Linked DNA regions of Homo sapiens: region 2 is linked to region 1. A link is an interaction called in ENCODE POLR2A ChIA-PET data of the cell type or tissue named here. Cell type or tissue: A673. All regions are shown on one strand.

Evidence for each region. ChIA-PET counts read pairs that join two places held together with the same protein. Peaks named below come from ENCODE experiments on the same cell type or tissue, not always from the same donor. Only the 100,000 strongest peaks of a DNase experiment are listed, where the experiment ranks them.
Region 2: POLR2A ChIA-PET joins it to region 1 with 8 read pairs; 10 of 35 experiments call an interaction of 5 or more read pairs at or near these places.

Annotation. Positions count from the first base shown.
Region 1 is chr14:103,442,721-103,447,720 of GRCh38, reverse strand. The region is part of intron 3 of MARK3 (microtubule affinity regulating kinase 3); the gene reads right to left. Among named protein-coding and RNA genes, the nearest start is that of MARK3, 60 kb to the right of the region's middle. In A673, no CTCF peak of the experiment used is centred here; a DNase peak (open chromatin) is centred at 2,400; H3K27ac peaks cover 3,205 bases.
Region 2 is chr14:103,338,420-103,343,419 of GRCh38, reverse strand. It overlaps EIF5 (eukaryotic translation initiation factor 5), which reads right to left. Exons shown (of 12, transcript NM_001969.5): 7 at 4,948-5,000; 8 at 4,527-4,685; 9 at 4,087-4,248; 10 at 3,617-3,781; 11 at 2,859-2,993; 12 at 1-2,457. The coding sequence ends at 2,368. Among named protein-coding and RNA genes, the nearest start is that of SNORA28, 3.1 kb to the right of the region's middle. In A673, no CTCF peak of the experiment used is centred here; no DNase peak of the experiment used is centred here.

The DNA of each region.
Region 1 (5,000 bases):
TTAAATTGCTGTTGTATAAATACATGTTGTGAATTCAGAGCAGGTTCTTATCATTATGGCCTGGGTTAATATAACCCAGAAAAACAACAGGATTTTAGAGACCATCCTATTCAACCCTCTTGCAAACAAGAGGAAACCAGGAAAAGAAAGAAAAAGATCTTCTAAGGTCCTGCTATCCTTCTGTGGGGAATGTGTCCGGAACCCAGTCTCCTAACACCCAGGATACAACCTCCAGGAGGCAAAAGCGGGGAAAAACCTTGGAAGAAGAGAAGCAGCGGCCTATGTGGAAAGGAAGCTGGTGAGAAATCACAGGACTCTCACCATACTTGTCCTTGTCCACTGTGTCTAATCTAAAATTGAATTAGCAGCTAAGAGGAGATGGACATGGACCAGATTTTTTTGTTAATTTATTTTTATTTTTTGAGACAGGGTCTCGCTCTGCTGCCCAGGTTGAAGTGCAGTGGTGTGATCATAGTTCACTGTAGCCTTGACCTCCTGGGCTCAATCAATCCTCCCCCTCAGCCTTCCAAAGTGCTAGGATCACAGGTGTGGGCCACTGTGCCCAGCCCATGGACAGGATTTGACATATAACCTTACGCTCAGAATTTTAAAACATGTAATCAGATAAATAACCTTTCCTATCTAAAATACTGTCTCATTTTTGAAGGGAGGAGCATTTTTATCTCCAACATAAACATCTCCCTTTGCAACTGTGGTAATTCCTACATTTTATGTTCTGAGATGAGAAGATAGTCACCCAAGTAAATTCCTGACAACCATTCAGGCCTGAGTTCTTTTTTAGCTCTCCTCTGTTAAACTAACACAGAAATCTTGTTTTCCAATCCATTATAGTTGAATTGGTAGCTAGAATTCAAATCTCCCAATTACTTCCCAACTGCTAAATTACAACACCTCCTGGAGGTTGCAGTGAGCTGAGATCATGCCACTGCACTCCAGCCTGGGTGACAGAGCAAGACTCCAACTCAAAAAAAAAAAAAAAAAAAAAAAAAGACAACAATCTCCACTTTGGATGCCATATCAATATAGCTCAGGATACACAGCACTGAGAATGAAACCCTGACCATGGCCATGGCATCCCTGCAACCTGCCAACTTCTGCATACCCCTCAAAGGTACGTTCTAGTCACCCCAACTCCTTTTAGTTACTAGAACATACTGTTTGTTTATTTATTTATTTTTGAGACGGAGTCTTACTCTGATGCCCAGGCTGGAATGCAGTGGCACAATATCGGCTCACTGCAACCTCCGCCTCCCAGGTTCAAGGGATTCTTCTGTCTCAGCCTCCAGAGCAGCTAGGATTGTAGGTCCCACCATGCCTGGCTAATTTTTGTATTTTTAGCAGAGACGGGGTTTTGCCACGTTGGCCAGGCTGGTCTCGAACACCTGACCTCAGGTGATTTGTCTGCCTTGGCCTCCAAAGTGCTGGGATTACAGATGTGAGCCACCGCGCCTGGCCACAGAACATACTAAATTCCTTTAAATGTCTTCTCCCTTTTCATCCTTTAAGTCTCAGGCAGATTCTCTGAAAACGTATCTAAGTAGGTCTCCTTGTTTTACATCATAGCCCATCTGTTCACTTCTTTCCTGGGATGTCTTTCAAGCTATGAAGACACATTTTTGTGCACCTGTTTGTTATCCTTGTGTCACCCACAGGGAGCATGCCTGTCTCCTTTCACTACTGTATACCTGAAACCAAGGCTGGCACACAACTGAAATGCATTTGTTTGATAAATGCCTGCATGAAAGCACTAACTACCAACAACTGCGGTCTGAGCCAGCCTCAGCATTCTAATGACCACATAGCTTTTAAATCCTCCGCAGCACAATGCTTGTTACAGAGTTGTCACAGTTCTGATGACAGGGGAGCAGGTCAAATGAAGGCAATCATTTTTAAGTCTCTACTAACAGTACAGCAGAAATGAAACAAAGTGAATTAGAGCCAAAAAGCAGGAAAAAGATGGACTATTACAGGAATTCAAAAGATTTGGCTTTAAGTTGCTAAGTTCTGGAGGAATTTGTTAGGCAGCAGTGGATAACTAATATTCTGCAGACACCATATTAAAATGCGAGAACTCCTGAGTTACAGCAGAGGTCATACCAGGGATGCAATGTGAAAACAAAAAGGACAGGTAAATGGGACCAGATAGAAGACTAGTAAAAATTTAATTCCGTAGGCAAAAAGAGCAGCCAAAGAATCCCAAGAGAGGTAGTGGCAGGATATTAGCCCAAATAACTTTATGTATTCACCTCTCTATTGGAATTATGTATTAGGTAGATACTGGCAGGCAGCAAATGTGTAAATAAGCTTTATGCTAAGTTAAACAAGCAGGACAGGGAGGAAGCAGGAAGCTAACAGTTATCTAGTGCCTGCTGTGTCTGACGCATAGAGCCAGATGCTTCACATTCACAGTCTTATCTAAGCTTAATTTTCACAACTCTATCAGCTGAGTATGATCATCTCCAGTATACAGAGACAGACGACTGAGACAGGTTAGGAAACTCATCCAAAGACTCAGCTAATATATGCTGGAGCCAGGATTCTCATTGTGGGTTGCCTGACTCCAAAGTCTACGTTCATCTCAGGATTCCACATTGCTACCTTAGAAATTTAACTAAAAAAAAAAATCAACAAATTATAAGCTGCTGATATAGAAAAGTCCAGAGCAACAGGTGGGTACTGGCACAGAGCTTTTTACGAAGTTGACAATTTGCATACAAGTGAGATAAAAATGCCAGAGACTTCATAATCTCAGAATCTGATGACCAAAGATAGTTAAATTTGGATAGGAATAATGTACTGAAAGGCAAATGTGAACTTTAAGGAAAGTCCCTATAAGGACTATACCAGAAAAATTTTAAAGTTTTGTAATTGTAAAAGGCCATTTAAATAAGAGAAACTCACCTTATTTCTACTTTTTTTTTTTGAAATGGAGTCTCGCTCTGTCGCCCAGGCTGGAGTATAGTGGCGCCATCTTGGCTCACTGAAAGCTCCGCCTCCCAGGTTCACACCATTCTCCTGCCTCAGCCTCCTTAGTAGCTGGGACTACAGGTGCCCGCCATCATGTCCAGCTAATTTTTGTATTTTTAGTAGAGACGGGGTTTCACCATGTTAGCCAGGATGGTCTCGATCTCCTGACCTCGTGATCCGCCCGCCTCGGCCTCCCAAAGTGCTGGGATTACAGGCGTGAGCCACCGCGCCCAGCCTATTTCTACTATCTTAATACAACTTATTTCTCCACATTCCCTTTTCAATCTTAAATAGATGTTAGTTGGAAAAAAGAAATCAAATTACATGGAAACGTATAAATTGAAAGAATTCTCTCCTTACTGATCAATCTATATCCTCCACACATTTTCACATCTATACATCCTCTATGGAACTGGCACACAAGAGGAGAATAAATACCTTTGAAGGCAAAGATTTGGAATCCTGGCAATGGGGATATCAAGGACACTAAATCTACGGTATCAGAGAAGTAAAGAAACATGTCCCAATAGCCAAGACCTGGGGGTTGTCAAGTATTACCACTGGAAAAATAAAATTTTACCTTTTGACAAGTAGAAAAAAAAGAGAGAGAGAATTTTAGTCTCTAGTAAAAAAAAAAAAAAAAAAAGACAATTTTACCAACCGATACGAAAGTAAAATGAGTATGTAAAAGAGAACACGGGGGTTACAGACATAAAACTGATCTAAACCATCACAATGAAGGTGTTCAGGCTCCCTTCTCCAGATACACAGATAAGGGACAGAAGACCAGGCCACCTAAGTCACTCCCTCATCACTCTACAGAAACTGTCCCTTTGCCTCAACTACCACAGCACCTAAATGGAAGAGTGCATCAAAGGCCCTCTCAGACAAACCAAGACAGAGAGGCTGGCAAAGTTCATGAGAAGGAATTTTCAAGAAAATGCATTTGTGTAAAAAAGGAAAAAAAAATTTGCTTCTTAATATACAGAGTATCTCTGGAAAGACTCAAAGGAACTGATGTCACTGGTTGCCACAGGCTGGTCTGGTCTCCCAAGTGCTAGGTAGGTAACCTATTTTAAAGACGACCCCTTCCTCAAACGCTCTAAGTCTCAAAGACGACTTCCACTGTGACCGCTGGGTATCTCCTCCCTCTCTTGGTGCTCTTCCTGAGAATGCCTCAGTACTCAATTCCTGGACTCTTTTCCCCTCCTTTTTAATTCCGTTACCATCATTTAGTGAATCTTTGGGGAAACAAAGATAAATGTACCAGTATTTAGTCCTATATGCTAGTATTTTTAATTCCCAATTTTAGAATGGATATTATAAGTGAAACTGAACTGTAGTTTTCGTTCCTGTTTCCAATATATTTCAATAGCATTGTTTCTGAATTTGAGAAAAGAATTTGGAAGTTCCTCTTCTTAAGTTCTGGAACAGCTGAACAGAGGCAGAGTATGTACTCACAGTAGATCTCAAAGAATTCAATCATGAATTCCAGGTTTGGCAATATGTTAACTACTTTCTCAACTTCTGTTGTTACTGATGTGTATCGATTCTTTTCTAGAGTTAATTTTGGTAAGTCATGTTTTCCTAGAAAATTATCAATTTCTTTGGATATTCTAACATTTTTCAGAGTTGCAGAAAAGGTTCCTTTATAATAATTTAAATTCTTCAGTATCTGGTATTTCCCCCTCATTTTTCTGTGTTTTCTCTCCCTTCCCCCTGGCAGCACTTAGTAGCTTATCTATTTCATTGCCTCTCTTCTCACTTCCTTGTCGGTGGGAGGGGGGGGGACACCCACCAAAGTTTTGGATTTACCATTTCTACTGTTTTCAAATTCATTATTTTCTGCCTTTAGCTTTACTGACTCCTTACATTATTATTTATTCCTGAGATTTATTTTGTTCCCTTTTCTAAACTATTAGTTTAATGTTTAATGCATTCCTTGTCATTCTTGTTTAATAATGTGTTTAAGGCTACAAATTTCCCGGAGCACCAAAAAGCAGTATTACATA
Region 2 (5,000 bases), 100 kb after region 1:
TATTAAGCACCTGCCAAGATTTCAAGTAATAAAACTGAGGCAGATGCTCAGTTCACAGACAAGACTAGCAAATAAAGCCAGTGACCCAATGAAATGAACAACTTTTGTGAGTGGGGCTGGCAAGTGTAACTGCAGGATACATCCAACACAAATCCAAAGCAACGGCTACAAAACAGGGCAGATTCCAATGCTTTGATCTCATTATAAAATGAAAACTTGTTAACTTTAATATTAAAGCAAAGACAAAATACAATTTTATCATTATTTTAATCAAGTAACTTAGCTGTTTAAACAAATCCTTAAGACAGTTCAATAGAGCAAAGTGAAGAATTACTCTATTAGGATAACCTGTGAACAAAGTTCAGATTATGTGAATTTGTATTCCATTCGAAGTTTGGCACCAGACTGAACACTGGTTTAAGCCAAATTTTTTAGTGTTCTAGAAGCCCTGAACATGTTTTCCCTCAGATTAAAAGTAGAACCTTTATAATAGAACCTCATTAGCTTGACACTGAGTATGCTGAGTGCAACTTAGCTTAGGTCACCAGTATCTCCTACAGAATTCCAGTTAATGAAAGCAGATCAGCCTTGCGGCAAAGAATTTGAAACCTAGGCAACATACAAGTTTGAAGAAAAAAAAATCCTCTTTGGTGTGACAAAGCACATTCCCTCCAGGTATATGGCTCCTGCTCCACTTGCACCCGAATCTTGATCAAAGGCAGCTGGAGACCAATTCTTGTCTCTCCAATAAGATTGCTAGGTTTCAATTCCTTAAAATATCAAGCCAACCAAGTTTTATTACATCAAATGTTTCTATCATTTCAATGTGAAAATTTTTTTACGCCTATTTGTTATTAAGGTCTCATTATCTGTGAAATAATCACAAAAAAACAGAGGTGAATGGTATAAGCCACTGCTCCAAAATTAACCCTATCGATTCTCGATTCCCACTGTGCACTTTGTGAAAAGGGTAACTGCCAAGAGGTTTAACCTTGAAGATGATTACTCAAACAGTCAGAACCCATAATATGAGTTTAGATCAGGCAAGGAGTTCATGAGGAAGTTATCAACTCTTGTGTGTCCAAATCTAAAGCCCTGCATGGGCTCTGTCAGGTCCTTGTCACCTGCACTCAGGTGGCCATCAGACTTCTTGGGTGCCTGGCTATATTCAATGTGAAGTAAAAAATATCCCAAGTCTTACACCAAAATAGAGGCTCTGACTTAGAAGTATGCTTTTAGCTTTCTTTTTAAATAAGACATTCTGGAAGAAAAAAAAAAGAAAAAGGAAAGAAAATCAAGTTTGAAACACAGTTAACACTTATTTTGGCAAGAAAGCAACCAAAATCTAAAAAGCATAAACTATGTGTCCAAATGTAAAAGGCATTACAGAACAAACTGCAAGAGGGGAAAATTAAAGCCACACTGAACGAAAAAATACAGTATGTCTAACATTTTGGAATTGTAATTTAAACCCTAAGGGCAAAAGCTGAAAAATCATGCTTAGGTTGCTAGTTAAGTGCACCCTTCCTTGTTTCTCCCAAATAAAATCAGTTTATTAATTGCACCCCAAAGCAAGTTCTCTCAGTACAAAGTAACTACTACGTACACACAAAATGCTTGTTAATGTAATAATTTCCCTGGCTCATCCAACGTGCAATGCACACGACTTCAAAGACAATTTGGGGCAAGTGTACATGAAATGAGAAAACAGCTCTCCAAGTTTCAAATCCTGCTCTTACATTATTTATAGGACACTGAGGTCATATTTACTTCTTGGTTAAGATGTTACACTGTCATTTCATTATCAGTCTACCTCACAATGTACATTACCAGATGCCAATTTGAGGAACTACAGAGATAAAACTTTAGTACTTTCTTAATGGGCTGAATAAATTAATTACAATTAAGTTTGCTTTACATCCTGTTGAGGACCTCTTTGCAGCCCCAGGACCTAACAATATCTGGCAGGCTCCAAGAATGCTCATCAGGTGAAATGATGGCAGAACATTTAAAGTAAGGAGCCAGTTACTTCAGCTTAAGTCATTCAGAGCCAAACATCTGAAGAACGACCAAAATCAAACCTTTATTTTTATAACTGTATAAATGTGATCCAAATGTGTCCACCACTAGTTTTTCAAAAAGAAACATGCTATAAATAAGCAAACTACATCTGCTCACTGATGTGTATGGACTCCCTAGATGTCTCATTGGGCTTAATAACAGACCACTCACAGTAATAGATTTTTAGTGTAAAGTGTAGCATGATGTTAAGCCATTTTAGCTTTTGCACATACATGTTGCACTTCTGGCTGATAATGGAGGAAAATTTGCAGCATTATACTGTTAAGCTAGGTTGCATCCATCCCTTTAAATGGCATCAATATCGATGTCGTCATCCTTGTTGTCTGACTTTACAGTCTCAACTTTCGGTACACTGGCAGCCTTCGAATACACCACCTGTTAAGAGGAATGATTTTATTCAACATAAGCTGATAAATCTGTTTATAAAACAAATCAATGTAAATTGTGGTCACAGAGGAGGAAACTGCCTAGATGCAGCTATTTCTTCTTCACGGAACAGCTCTGTTATGCAAACACTGCAAGTTCTCTTACACAGGCTCCAGTCTAAGAGCATTTTTAAAGTTTTTTTATAGACTATAATGTGTAGGAGTAGGAACACAGTTTCCATCACCCTTTCTATTATTTTCCAAATTATTGAGAGGCTGTATTTTACTGCATCTTAAATTCTAAACCTGAAATTACCCCAAACTGCCATTATATCACTCCTCACAAACCTTTTTAAATCTCAAACACCCATGCCAGCACTGTATCCAATACCCTCCTCCCCCAATGTTTACCTCAATGTTCTCATCTTCATCTTCTTCTTCGCCACCAGAAGATTCTTCCTCTGCCTCCTTCAACCATTTTATAAATGGTTCTGCTTTGACACGAATCTCTTTGGCAAGTTCTTTGGAGACATATTTCTTAGAGGCCTAAAAAATGTGAGTACAAGTCTCTTAGTTGAGGAATTTTAACAACTTTTGATTATTTATACAATCCCCCTTACTGAGCTGAGGGGACTGGGTCCTAACAAGTCTGAATCCTCAAACAGAATCAATGTACTCAGTGAACACGTTAGTCTCAGCAGTCTGTTATGACTACAAATCTGACATGATGCGAATCACAATCTACAGCACAGGCACTGAACTTTAGCTATAGATATTAAGACATTTTTTCTTCATCTCAAAGCCGTCTCAATACTTGTGAACGGCTGGGCGCAGGAGCTCACACCTGTAACCTCAGCACTTTGGGAGGCCAGTGGATCACCTGAGGTCAGGTGTTCGAGACCAACCTGGCCAACATGGTAAAACCCCATCTACTAAAAATACAAAAATTAGCTGGGCATGATCGCAGGTGCCTGTAATCCCAGCTACTTGGGAGGCTGAGGCAGGAGAATCACTTGAAGCCGGGACGTGGAGGTTTCAGGGAGCTGAGATCATACCACTGTACTCCTGCCTGGACAACAGAATGAGACTCCGTCTCCAAAAACAATCAACCAAACAAAAAAACCCCCCAAAACCTGTGAACTTTAAGAGCCCACCTATGTATTCCCCACCTTTTCCGACCAGCTGATGATGACCTCTTCTTCTAAAAGGTCTGCATCGTACATCTCCTTCAAGATATGTGGAATCTTGGAGATAAGCTGAGCTTGATGCATTGCTACCACACACTCCAAACCATGAAGAAGGTACCGTTGGGCTTTTTTGTTGTTGTGACAAAACTGCAAATAGACACCTTGGTGTTAACAATCTTTTTTATGTGTTCTAAGTTGACAACTCTATTACCCAAATAAGAGTGTCTGCAAGTGCATGGCCCATACCATAGTTGTTCAAAAAGGTCAATGCATAAACATCCCTGTTACTTTGTAAGGGCCTAGGTATGGCACTTTCAGATACTCAGAGGCTTGTAAGGTGGGTCAATTTCCCCACTTTCAAGCATGACAGGACAAGCAAAAGTGGTTAATATGACCATCTCGAAAGCCACACAACTGTAATCTCATTTATGAATCCAGAGCACTTTGCTTACTCGTAGGAAATGGCGCCTGTATTTCTTAATCTGTTCTCTAATCTTCTCATTAAAAAGAACTTCAGTTAGAACAAGAGGGCCCATGGCTTTTACATCCAGTCTTTCTGCTTCAGCAACGATTTCTTTGTCAGATGAATCAATAACACCCTCTTCTTTCTTTTTCTGCAAAGAAAAGGAAAACAATTCAGTGCAATGGAGGCACACTTTGCCAGGCTCAAGACACCAGCCAGTCCCTGCTCTGATGAACATATTTTTCCTGCCTAATTTGGCAGTTGTGACACATAGTGCCTGGAATCACGCGCAAAAAATATTTAAATGAACAAGAGTTCTAAAAAGTCGTGCATTAGAGTAATCCTAATTACACTGCTAAAGTATCATATATCTAAAGGCACAAACAAGGCTGGGTTGAAGCTGATTTACAGACCAAGCAAATGTTTTACCTTAACAAAATCAAAGAGGATATTGACCCTCTCCTCAATTGTTCTTTCCAAATCATCACTGAGTGTCAGAACTTTTGCATGGTCACTGATTTCATCCATTCGACGCCTTTGAGCTTCCTCAGTTGTATCTTCTCCCCAGTCATCATCCTCCTCTTCTTCCTGTTTATGAAAACAGAGCTACTTGATCAAAGGCCTTAAAAACAACAACAAAAAGGTTCAGATTTTGCCAAGTTAATGGCATCAAGTCCATCTCCATCCAAAATTGGGTTCACCTTAATTCAAACAACAAACAGTACTTGGAATCCACAATATTAGTGTATTACACACTGAAGGCTAGTTTCAACATTTCCACCCACCTCAACCAAATGCCATATACTTTACACAACTTTAGTGCCCACTAGGCCATCAACCCTGCACTCACCATTGTATGTGGAGGAGGATTAATTTCATTTGGTGGTGGTGGTGGTGGTGGTG